Linked DNA regions of Homo sapiens: region 1 is linked to region 2. Evidence: chromatin contacts called from ENCODE Hi-C data. All regions are on one chromosome and are shown on one strand. The core of a region is the stretch at or near the end of the contact, and the rest is flanking DNA. Distances in the headings are between cores, read along the strand shown. Region 1 holds the start of POM121C (POM121 transmembrane nucleoporin C). Region 2 overlaps POM121C (POM121 transmembrane nucleoporin C).

What was found. Hi-C counts contacts between places; a loop is a spot of excess contacts on that map. Pooled maps may share reads with other maps.
Region 1: a loop to region 2 is called in a pooled map, with 2.8 times the contacts of the local background. The contact joins the promoter of POM121C here to the enhancer-like site in region 2. A Hi-C loop is called at or near these places in 1 of 50 pooled maps.

The regions. Positions count from the first base shown.
Region 1 is chr7:75,482,839-75,489,101 of GRCh38, forward strand. POM121C (POM121 transmembrane nucleoporin C) reads right to left here and starts at 3,461. Exons shown (of 15, transcript NM_001099415.3): 1 at 3,026-3,461. RefSeq lists enhancers at 2,769-2,848, 3,186-3,685 and silencers at 3,129-3,198, 3,219-3,368.
Region 2 is chr7:75,441,721-75,448,391 of GRCh38, forward strand. The region is part of intron 3 of POM121C (POM121 transmembrane nucleoporin C); the gene reads right to left. Among named protein-coding and RNA genes, the nearest start is that of POM121C, 41 kb to the right of the region's middle. RefSeq lists a silencer at 748-1,047. Within about 2 kb of position 1,251, at least 13 of the 41 ENCODE cell types and tissues checked have a DNase peak (open chromatin) inside an H3K27ac peak, as active enhancers do.

The sequences.
Region 1 (6,263 bases), core at 2,211-4,710, 43 kb after region 2:
AGGGTACTGTGAGGAAGGGGCTAGGAAATGCCCACTGGATTTGACTGCAATTAAATCACTGGTCACCTTTACTGACTGACTTAGCAAAGTGAAAAGGACAAAACGAAAACACGGAGAAGTGAAATGAGAAACAGAAATGAGGAAATCTTCACAAGAGAGTAACTGTTTGTATTGTTTGCTGTGCAACCCGAACAAAAAGACGAACAAATATTTGACGGATGATCACGTCATTCATTCCCCCCATGATCTAGGACTCAACAGTAAAAACAGAATTGTTTACTTGGATCACGATATTTCCGTCCCTGGAAAAATTATATGCACCAAGTTCTCCTTGGGCAGCAGGCCCTCTGCTTACATAAGCACCAAGAATAAGCCATAAGTTACAGTAATTTAATGGTTGTTGTTAGGAAAGCTATCCACAATTATATCAACTTGAATGAAGAAATTTTTCCAAGTCCCAGAAAATCTTTTAAGTCCACAAGTAACAAAACTGGTTTCTCCTTATAATCAATGCAAACGATGTCATGGATGGTGATATGGTTTCGGTGTGTGTCGCCTCCCAAATCTCATGTTCAATTGTAATCCCCAATGTTCCCTCTTCCTCCTGCTCTGGTGATGGAAGATGCACCCACTTTCCCTTCACCTTTCACTTGACTGTAAGTTTCCTGAGGACTCCTCAGCCACGCTTCCTATGATAGAGCCTGCAGACGTGAGCCAATTAAACCTCTTTTCTTTATAAATTACCCAGTCTTGGTTATTTCTCTATAGCAGTGTGAGAATGGACTAATACAGATGGCATTTTCCTTTTGTGATGACTGCCAAGAGTATCAGTCCTAGGTGCGGCTCAATTTCAACAGCCTTAAAATATACTACCCATACATACAAGCTTCACAAATCATTTTTGGTGCTGATCTGCCACACTAACTATATTTTACAGGATAATGTCTATTTCCACATTCCCATTTTAAAGTATGAATCCTGGCTGGGCTCGGTGGCTCATGCCTGTAATCCCAGCACTTTGGGAGGCTGAGGCGGGAGGATCACCTGAGGTCAGGAGTTTGAGACCAACCTGGCCAACATAGTGAAACCCCATCTCTTCTAAAAATACAAAAAATTAGCTGGGCATGGTGGCCCACGCCTGTAATCCCTGCTACTCAGGAGGCTGAGGCAGGAGAATCACTTGAACCCAGGAGGTGGAGGTTGCAGTGAAGCGAGATCATGCCACTGCACTGCAGCCTGGGCAACAGAGCAAGACTCCATCTCAAAAAAAAGAAAAAAAAAAGTATGAATCCTTACAAACCTCTTAAAATGCATCATAAAATAAAGTTGAGGAACATATACACAAGCAGGAAAACTCACCTGCAATGTGTTCATTTTCTGCTGCTCTTGGAAACATGCAGAGACTGTGGCTGATAGACCTAGAGGGGCAGAAGCAGGTCACTGAAGTCATGAGGGCTCCGGCCTGCAAAGGCAGAAATCACCTGCATAAGAACCGCAAAAGAAAGCTCAATAGGCTAACACCCTGTGAACACTCAACCTGCAAACACTCAGAAGGGTCTAAAAGAGTGATACAGGGTTTCACCATGTTGGCCAGGCTGGTCTCAAATTCTGGCCTCAAGTGATCCGCCTGCCTGGGCCAACATGGCAAAACCCCGTCTCTACTTAAAAATAACAAAAAAAATTAGCCAGGCATAGAGTCACATGCCTGTAGTCCCAGCTACTCAGGAGGCTGAGGCACGAGAATCCTTTGAACCTGGGAGGTGGAAGTTGCAGTGAGCCGAGACCACGCTGTTGCATTCCAGACTGGGTGAGAGACACTGTCTCAAAAAAAAAAAAAAAAAAAAAAAGAGTGATAGGGGAAGCATGCGCCTGTAACTCTAAGATAATCAGGTAGTAATTAGATGAGTTAGACTCTCATGGGTAACATGACTCCTTTTACAAATAGTCTGCCATCATCATCAAATACAAGGCGCAAAAAGAAAAAAAATTCCCATTATACGGCTCATGTTTTTTGTGGTTTGTTGGTTGAGACAGGGTCTCAATCTGCCACCCAGGCTGGAGTGCAGTGGTGCATTCACGGCTCTCTGCAGCCTCGACCTCCTGGGCTCCATCCATCCTCCCACTTCAGCCTCCTGAGTAGCTGGGACCACAGATGCATCCCAGCATGCCTGGCGACTTTTGTATTTTTTGTAGTCAGGGTGTCCCCATGTTGTCTAGGCTGGTCTCTAACTCCTGGTCTCAAGGGATACTCTTGCCCTAGCCCCGCAAAATGCTCGGATTACAGGTGTGAGCCACTGCATCCCGCCCGCATTTTCTTATTGTCTCTTTAAACTGCTTAAAATAAAATAAGCCATAGGAATTGAGTATGTGAGCTCTCAGAAATGAAATGAATGTGTATAAAATATGGTTTTGTTTCTAAATTATCTAACTGAACTTGGTTATTGCTGCACCTAATAATCTTCTATTAAGAAAACTAGGATACGGGAGAAAGAACACTGGCCTGGGAGATAAGTCTCCTGGGTTCTACTATGAGCAGCTCTACCCACAAAGCCGGTGACCTGGTCAAGTCACCCACCTAAGGCCCAGTCTCTTCCCCTAGCAACTGAGGCAGCAGCAGAGAATCCCTGCAGACTGTTCCTGCATTACTACGATTCTCCCAGGGCAGGTCTAAGGGGGGGGATCAGCAGACACTTAAGTGAGAGAATAGAAGTGCTGACGGACGTTTAGAGGCGGTCGAAATCTGGAGCACGGAGAGGAGGAGGAAGGACTGTTAGGGGTTAGCGGGGAGTGGAGACGACGTCCGCAGCTGAGGGTGGTGACACCCTCCACGCCTCCGTAAGCCTCGTCCTCCCAGATCTTCCCATGCAGCACCTGTTCGGTGCAGCCGGACCCTGCCCTCAAACCCAACACATGTCTCTCCGGCAAGCAATCGGGACCCTCCCTCTGCCCCACACTCAAAGGTCCCCAACACAAGGTGACTTCACCCAGGCCCTTCTCGCTCCGGGCCCAAAAACCCAAGACTTACCCTCCTGGGGCTCCGCAGCCTCTGCCCCACGGCTCCCGAGAGGCCGGGGCGGGCTGCTGTCGCTGGCGCGCGCGTCTGCTCGCGAGGTCCCCTCCTGTCCACCTCACCAAGGCTGTTCTGCTCCCGAGGGGCCCGGGCCGGGCCTACGGGGCAAATCCAGGCGGGTGTCCTTCTCGGGGCCCAGATCCGCCTCCCTGGGGCTCCCGGCCCCTCTGGCCCCAGCGCCGCCGGCTCCGGGGTTCACGCTCGGGGGTCCCAGCTCGAGCCTCTACCCGGCCCGCGCGAACCCTGGGCCGCACAGCTCCCGCCCGCCTAGGTGCTGGTCCGGGCGGTCAGCATCCAGCCCCGCAGACTCGGTGATTCTCGTCCACTAGAAGCCAAAGCCTGGGAACGAGAGCAAGCGATGACCTGAAGAGGCACAGGAAGCGAGGGCAGTGCGGAGGTGGCGCGCATGTGCGAACACGCACGCAGGGAGAGGTGCACAAGCGCAGGAGTGCACCGGAAGTCCGCCTCCCGGGACACCCACCGCGGGTCCCAGGACAAGTAACGGACTCTATTTCCCAGGAGCCTACGCGCTCCCCCAGTTTTGGGGCCGTCTTAAATGTCTCTACCCTGCCTAAAGGTTAAGAAGCTCCAGGCTATGAGCTTTGGCAGCCCTGAACCCCGGACTGAACTTCACCTTTGTCTTTACTCCCTTTTAGGGTCAAATCCAGGGCTCCGTTACTGGGTCCTGGAGCCCAAGTCCTCTGGGTTAGAACGGAGTTTCCCATAAGGAGAAGGAAAGGAAAGGGTGTATCATGGTCACTGCTCTGAAATGCTGAGAAGTTTCACTCAAATACTGGGACAGGATAAATGCCCAGCGATGCTTTCCAAGGAACAAAAAGAAAATAGAATTTGTAGCTGGGCGCAGTGGCTCAAGCCTGTAATCCCAGCACTTTGGGAGGCCGAGGCGGGCAGATCGCGAGGTCAAGAGATAGAGATCATCCTGGCCAACATGATGAAACCCTGTCTCTACTAAAAATACAAAAATTAGCTGGGCGTGGTGGCGCGTGCCTGTAATCCCAGCTACTCGGGAGGCTAAGGCAGGAGAATCACTTGAACCTGGGAGGTGGAGGTTGCAGTGAGCCGAGATCACGCCACTGCACTCCATCCTGGCGACAAAGCGAGACTCCATAGCTTTTCTAGATCACACAGCGAATGCCTAAAAACCGTAGAGAAATAAGGACATACACACACAAACTGAACGAGGAAGAGATACCTGTGATCCTACCTTCCCCAGGAGGATTATGTTTAGGGTTAGGTTATGTTGACCAAAAAGAGTCAAAGTCTATAAAGAGTTTTATTCTGGGCCTCCTATTTGAGTGACCATGGCTGGTGACACAGCCTCAGGGGGTCCTGAGAACGTGAGCCCAAAGTAGTTGGGTTACAGCTTGGTTTTATGCATCTTAGGGAGACAGTAGTTACAGGCAAAGACATAAATCAATACATGGGAAGTATATGTTGGGTCAGCCAGGAAAGGCTTTCAGGTCACTAGTAGATTGAAAGACTGGCAGTTGGTTCAGAGTTAAGTGTTGGCTGAACAGCTGGAAGACTACATAAAGAAATGGGCCATTGCGGTGGCTCATGCCTGTATTCCCAGCATTTTGGGAGGGTGAGCTGGGAGGATCCCTTGAGGCCAGGAGTTCAAGGACAGCCTGGGCAACACAGCGAGACCCCCACTTCTACAAAAAAAAAAATAATTATCCAGGTGTGGTGGTGCATGCCTGTAGACTCAGCTACTCAGGAGGCTGAGATGGGAGGATCGCTTGAGCCTGGGAAGTTGAGGCTACAGTGAGCCATGATGGCACCACTGCATTCCAGCTTGGGCAACAGAGAAGAAAAGAAAGAGAGAGAGAGAAAAAGAGAGAGAGGAAGGAAGGAAAAAGAGGGAGGGAAAAAAAAGAAGGAAAAGTTTGAGTTAAGATAAGGGGGATTGTGGAAACCAAGGTTCTTGTTATGTAGGTGAAGCCTCAGAACAGGCTTCAGAGAGAATAGATGATAAATATCTCTTATTGGATCTTAAAAGGTGTCAGACTCTCCAGAAAAGACCTGGAGTCTTTTCTGTAAGGCAAAGAGATTCTCTACAGAATGCAAATTTCCCCCAAAGAGATGGCTTTGCAGGACTATTTTAAAGTTTGTCAAAGAAAATATGTTATGGGGTAAAATACTGTGATTTACTTCAGGGACTGCTATCTGTCATGTGATGCTATATCAGAGTCTGGTTGGAGATGGGTATCTTACTGATAAAAAGAGCCTGTTTTGTCAGTCCTATGATGTCTATTCTAATAGAGATCATAATGTTGGTCAGCTGTGCCTAAACTCTGACGGGAGGAGAATTATGACAAGGCATATCCAACCCCCTCCTTCCCATCATGACCTAAATTAGTTTTCCATGTTTATTTTGGATCCTGTTGGCCAACAGGGGAGTCCACTGAGTCAGTTGTGGGGGCTTAGAATTTTATTTTTGGTTTACAATTAAAATGTCAATTTTCAAAAATGGGATCATAAAGACAATGATTCATCACAATTTTTTGGTGAAATCTAACAGTGTTCTTGCCCAGTTGTTTCATAAAAACTGGTAAGGAAAAGACTAAAAATAAATTCTTCTGAAGCCAGGTGCAGTGGCTCACGCCTGTAATCCCAGCACTTTGGGAGGCCGAGGCCGGCGGATCATGAGGTCAGGAAATCAAGACCATCCTGGCCAACATGGTGAAACCCCGTCTCTACTAAAACACAAAAAATTAGCCGGGTGCGGTGGTGCGTGCCTGTAGTCCCAGATACTTGGGAGGCTGAGGCAGGGGAATCACTTGAACCTGGGAGGCAGAGATTGCAGTGAGCCGAGATCAGGCCACTGCACTCCAGCCTGGGAGACAGAGCAAGACTCCATCTCAAGATAAATAAGTAAATAAATAGATTATTCTGTTAACCTAGAATATTCTCTCCACAAATTCAGAAAATAAAGAAAACAATTTTATTATTGAATAAGCATTAAACCAGACTGTGATGCCCATCACAGGTGATCCATTAATGAGATGCAAAGAGAAATAAACCCTCCTTTTTTTTTTTTTTTTTTTTTTTTGAGACAAAATCTTGTTCTGTCGCCCAGGCTGGAGTGCAGTGGTGCGATCTCGACTCACTGCAACCTCTGCCTCCCCAGTTTAAGGGATTCTCCTGCCTCAGCCTCCCAAGTAACTGAGAC
Region 2 (6,671 bases), core at 1-2,500:
ACCAGTTAAGACATTTTCCAAAGAACTTAAATCTCTTTCTACGCAACACAGAACACGTTGTTTTTATGGCAACTTTCCCCTATTCCATCTAAGAGCAGAGAGTGACAGCTGCTTAACAGCTGTCTCAACAATGGATTGCAACAATTTGAGAGGGAAAATCTAAATCTAGACTAAATCTAGACTGCACTAAAATTCGGGGAGTTTTTAGAACTGGAAAGAAGGGAATCGTTTTGGCAACACATCTCACACCAAGCAAGAGTCAGAGGCCAGGAGACGGCTGGCACACACCAAGGTGTTAAGGAGGGCAAAACCACACACAATTCCCTTCGGATTTGATGAAAATGCAAATCGGATTTAAAAGTCAAGTCCTCGATTTCAAGCCAGCCGAGCCAGAGGATGATCTGGGAAAATCAGCGCATCTCACCGTGGGGAAGGCCTCCCGGAGGGTCGGAGAAGAGGAGTGGGGAGAGAGGGGTAAAAGTGGTGAACGCGATGGGTCGGCTGGGAGGGCGGTGTGGAGCGCGGCGCCGGGCGGGCGGGTGGGCGGCGGCCAGGCCTATTCCGCAGGTCCTGGCCCTCCGGAGCGGGGGCGGGCTGCGGCGGCCCGGGCTTGCCCAGGTAACTGCCCATGAGGAGCAGTTCGGCAGGGTCAGGTCCTTCGAGCAGGGTCCGCGGCTCTAGGAGGTTTCCGTTGGCTGTCGACTTGGCCGGAGGCGAAGCGAACAGTGTTCGCCGATGTCGCGCCTTCTGAACGAAGGAGGACAAGGGGCGCGAACCTCGGGGCTCGCGGCTCAGTCCCCACCAGGCCGCGGTAGTCCCCACGGCCAGCCAGGCCAGCGCAGCCGCAGCAGGCACGAGGTACAGTAGGAGGCCGACCAGCGACAGGCCGAGAAGCGCCGCCCCGGCCGGCCCGCCGCAGCCCCGGCCCCGGCCGTCCCTGACACTCGCTATCGGCCGCCGCCGCTCGCCTGCTCCAGCCGCCGCAGCCGCCGGAGACATCGCGGCTCCGCGCCGCGGAGGAGACTTAAATATCCCAGCGTGCACCGCGCCACGCGTCGCGTCATCGCGCGCCCGCCACGTCATGCGCGCGCGACTCGGGGAGACGCTACAGCCCGGCAGCTCCCGAGACACAGCTGTTTTGGAAAATGCTGCCTGCCTTCAACGCCTGTTTCTGACTCTTGCGGTTTCCTGCATGGCTCCCAGCGAGACGATCCCGTCCGGGATCCCATCCGGCTCCCATCCGGAGGCGATCCCGTGAAAGGATCGCGTCCAAAATAAAAGGACCCGAGACCTATGCTTATGTAATTCCTAATCCGTGATCTTTTCTAGGGGCTGAACTCCCCTCCAGCACAGCCTGTTACCAGGTGCTTTTCACAAACGCCACTGGCGGCTGAGTTTTCCCCCCCACTTCCATTTCTACTTTACAAGTTGATAACGTGGGACGATTACCTACCAAATTTCACATCATGGCCCAGATATCGGGTGGATTTTGAGGCTCTGTGATCGATTTATACCTATGCTAAAGTTATCGGTCTGAGAAAGTAGATTAGTGGTTGCCTAGGGCTAAGGAGTGGGTTTGGGGGTGGGGAATAGAAAATGACTGCTTATGGGTATAGGCTTTCTCGTAGCAGCATAAACATAGTTTAAAATTAGATTGTGTTGGCGGTTGCACCACCCTATGAACTGTATGGTTTGTGAATTATATCTTAATAAAGCTGTTTAAAAAGTCTGGTAGTCTGCCAATACACTTTGGTGTAGTTAAGTTTCCTCAGACATTCATTCATTGATTTATTCATTCCATTGTTTATATACATTAAAGAGATTAAGGGGGAAAATAGAGGATCTCTGATCTTTATAAGCTCTGTTTAGTAAGGAAGATGTGTAAGTAAAAGATTGCAATTCAATGTTATCAGTGTGATAACGGGAACAAAAAAAGAGGCCAGACGCAGTGGCTCATGCCTGTATTCCCAGCACTTCGAAGGCGGAGGCGGGCGGATCACCTGAGGTCAGGAGTTCAAGACCGGCCTGACCAATATGGTGAAACCCCGTCTCTACTAAAAATACAAAAATTAGCTGGGCATGGTGGCGCGTGCCTGTAGTCCCAGCTACTCGGGAGGCTGAGACAGGAGAATTGCTTGAGTCCGGGAGGTGGAGGTTGCAGTGAGCCGAGATCATGCCACTGCACACTCCAGCCTGGACGACAGAGCGAGTCCATCTCAAAAAAAAAAAAAAAAAAAAAAAGTTGTGATAAAGGGGAAGGAAGGCAGGGAAGTGCTCCTGGAGCTGAGAGGTCTGGCAGGTTCAAGGAAGATGAAGGAGCACTGTGCAGAAGTCCAGAGATGGAATTGTTCAGTATCGCTGGAGATTAGGGTGTTTTGGGGATAGAAAAGTTGGAAAGGTATAGATGCCTCTGGGGCAACTCAGAGAGATGAGAAGAAGGTGCAGTTTGGGTTCCAGATCCTCCCCAACCCAGTGCCAAAGTAATTCTTCTATTTAATATACTGTGACTTCACATAAGACTTAATTTGAAAAAAAAAGGGGGGGGGGGGCGGAGGGGGGACTGTGTTGCTTAAGAAAAAAATCTCAGTATCAGTAGACTAGTGGGACAAAAGCCAGGCTGCCCTGGGTTGAACAGTGACTGGAAGGTGAAGAAATGGAGGCAGTGACTGCAGACTCCCTACTCAAGAAACCTGGGTAACAGGGGAAGAAGAAACATAGTGTCTAGGTCAGTAGGGGCTCTTTGAACTATTGTGTGTGGCTGGAGTTAAGTGGAGGAGCTACACATAAAAGCCGTCAGGGTACAGATCTCCTGAAACCAAGCAAGATGACTGAGAATTAATGTAAATAGAGAGGTCCATAGCCTGAGCCCTCGGGGCACTCCTGTGTTTAGAGGTAAAGAGATGAATACACAAAGGGCACAAGTCATGTAGGAAATATAGATAAATATGACTACATTAAAAGTTAGTACTTCTGGGCCGGGAGTGATGGCTTACACATAATCTAGCACATTTGGAGACGAGGCTGGTGGATTGCTTTGAGCTCAGGAGTTCGAGACCAGCCTAGGCAACATGGTAAAACCCAGTCTCTACTAAAAAAAAACACAAAAATTTGCCTGGTGTGGTGGCATGTGCCTGTAGTACTACTCAGGAGGCTGAGGCTGGAGAATCGCTTGAACCCAGAAGGCAGAGGTTGCACTGAGCTGAGATCGCACCACTGCACTCCAGCCTGGGCAACAGAGTGAGATCACACACACACAAAAAGTTAACACTTCTGTATGGGAAAAGACAAGATACACATCTAAAAGACAAGCCAAGACTGGGAAAAACAACGTAACACATATAACCAAAAGAGGATTCATAAGTAGAATTTATAAAGAACTCCAAAGAATCAATAACAAAAAGATGACCCAATTTTTAAAAAGGACAATTGATATAAAAAAGCTATCGAATGGGAAACACAAATACCTAATAATATATACATATGTGCATATACGTACATACACATATACATTTAACCTCACTAGTAATCTAGGAAAGACTAACAATATTTTGCACTCATTTATACACTAGAAAAATTAATTTAACAAGATCAAGTCTTAGCATGGATGTGAAACAAACAGAACTCATGCCGTTGTGGATATATGAAACAGTACAATTTGGAAAGCAATTTGGCAATAACTAGTAAAAAATAAGGGTGAAGAAGTATGTATCCTATAAACCCGCAATCCCATTCTGGGTAGATAGTCACTGAAGCATTATTTGTATCACAGACAATGTGAACACACTTCATGGGTAATGTCTATCAACACAAGGATGGGCAAACTGGTATAATTCATATAATAAAATACTATAAAGCAGCTGAAAATTAATCCTTCCAGCTGCAGGTTAGTCCTCCCACCATAAACAACTGTAGACATGGACAAAATGTATTGATTAATAAATTTGTTAAAAAAAAATCTGGCAGTCTGCTGATCCAGACTTTGGTTTAACTCATGCTGTGGTGGATATATAAAACAGTACAACTTGGCAACTACTTTCAGGCAGAGGACAACAGGAAGCAAAAGACTGATCCCTAAGTGTAAGGAAACTTGTGAGATGAGCCCCAAAGTCACCTAGTTCCTCTACCTGGGGATCGTTTCCCAACTGCAGTGCAGAGAGCTGGAGTCTGAGCACAGTAGGGAGATCCCGCTGGGCTGAAGAGGCAGAGATGAGGAGGCAGAGATCAGGCTGAGACAGCTGAAATGGCAGAGAAATGGGGCAGAAAAAAGAAAGGAGGGCACTATGCAAAGAGGGAGTTCTAGAAATCTATGCATGACGCAAACCCACGGCTGAAGGCTGGAGTGATGGGTAATTTCATGTGTCAACTTGAAGGGACCATGGGGTGCACAGATACTTGGTTAAACATTTATTTATGGGTGTATCTATAAAGGCATTTCTGGATGAGATGGTCTTTTATTTATTTACTTATTTTTATTTTTTGAGATGGCGTGTTGCTCTTGTCGCCCAGGTTGGAGTGTAGTGGTGCGATCTCAGCTCACTGCAACCTCTGCCTCCCAGGTTCAAGCGATTCTCCTGCCTCAGCCTCAGTGGAGTAGCTGGGATTATAGGCACCCACCACCACACCTGGCTACATTTTTGTATTTTTAGTAGAGACTGGGTTTCACCATGTTGGACAGGCTGGTCTCAAACTGCTGACCTCAGGTGATCTGCCTGCCTCAGCCTCTCAAAGTACTGGGATTATAGGCATGAGCCACTGTGCCCAGCCTCTTTATTTTTTTGTAGAGATGGGGGTCGCCACAAATCAGACTGGAAAAACTCACAATTTATAGGGCTCTGTGTGGAGTACTCAAGCACCCCAGGAATGGGAAAGAATCAGTCTTAGATTGAGCATTGCTTTGGACCCACCTAATGAATCATCAAAACAAGACCTGAAAGGATCCAACTTTCCAATGATCTTAAATACATCCCAAAACAAAGCTCAAGAAAATGTATATAGGAATAAAAAATTGGCTGGGCGCGGTGGCTCACGCCTGTAATCCCAGCACTTTGGGGGGCCGAGGTGGGTGGATCATGAGGTCAGGAGATCGAGACCATCCTGGCTACCACGGTGAAACGCCATCTCTATTAAAATACAAAAAATTAGCCAGGCATGGTGGCGGGCGCCTGTAGTCCCAGCTACTCGGGAGGCTGAGGCAAGAGAATGGCGTGAACCCGGGAGGCGGAGCTTGCAGTTAGCCGATATGGCGCCACTGCACTCCAGCCTGGGCAACAGAGCGAGACTCCGTCTCAAAAAAAAAAAAAAAAAAAAAAAAAAAAAAATGACCATTACTCAACAAGGTAAAATCTCCAATGTCTGGCATCCTGGCATCCTATTACTAGGCATATAAATAAGCAAGAAAACACAGCCCATAATAACAACCAATCAATCCTTATTTTGATCCAAACCAACCCCAAACTGACACATATTAAAATGAACAGAGAAAGACATTAACATTAATTTTAACTATATCCCATATGTTTACAAAGTTGAGATATGGAAAAATATTAGAAGAAATAATGGCCAAAAATTTTCCAAATGTAATGAAAAATATAAACCCACAGACCTGAAGCTCAATGTCAAGTACAAGAAATACAAAGAAAACTGTAACAAATCACATAATCAAATTGCTCAAAACCAATGATATAGATCAAATCCTGAAGGCAGCTGGGAAAATAGTACATGTTATTTTACACAGGAACAAAGATAAGAATGATACCAAATTTCTTGCCAGAAATAGTGCAAGTGAGAGACAACAGCAGTGCAACTTGATCTTTAAAGTGCTGAAGGCAAAAACTGCAAACCTAGAATTTTATGCCCAATGAAAATATATTTTAAGAAAGTTAAATAAACATATTTTCAGACACATAAAAGCTGGGAGACACTTTGAGAGGCTGAGCTGGGCAGATTGCTTGAGCCCCAGAGTTCGAGAACAGCCTGGGCAACATAGTGAGACCCTGTCTCTAAAAAAAAAAACAAAAATTAGGCCAGGAGCAGTGGCTCACGCCTGTAATCCCAGCACTTTGGGAGGCCGAGGCAGGCGGATCACGAGGTCAGGAGATCGAGACCATCCTGGCTAACACGGTGAAACCCCGTCTCTACTAAAAATACAAAAAAATTAACCAGGCGTGGTGGCAGGCGCCTGTAGTCCCAGCTGCTCGGGAGGCTGAGGCAGGAGAATGGTGTGAACCCAGGAGGTGGAGCTTGCAGTGAGCCGAGATCGCGCCACTGCACTCCAGCCTGGGCGACAGAGCTAGACTCCGTCTCAAAAAAAAAAAAAAAACCAACCAAACAAACAAACAAAACACAAAAATTAGCTAAGCGTAGTGGCACATGCCTGGAGTCTCAGTTACTTGGGAGGCTGAGCTGGGAGGTTCACTTGAGCCTGGGGGTTTCCTTGAGCCTGGGAGGTCGAGGCTCCAGTGAGCCATAATTGTGCCACTGCATTCCAGCCTGGGTAACAGAGCGAGACTCTGTCTCAAACAAATAAATAAAAAGCTGAAAGAATTCATCACCAACAAACACAGTAAGAAATGTTAACGGATGTCCTTCAGGCAGAAGAAAAATACCAAATGGAAATCTGGATCTACACAAAGGAATGAAAGGCATTGAAAATGGTAACTACATATATTTAT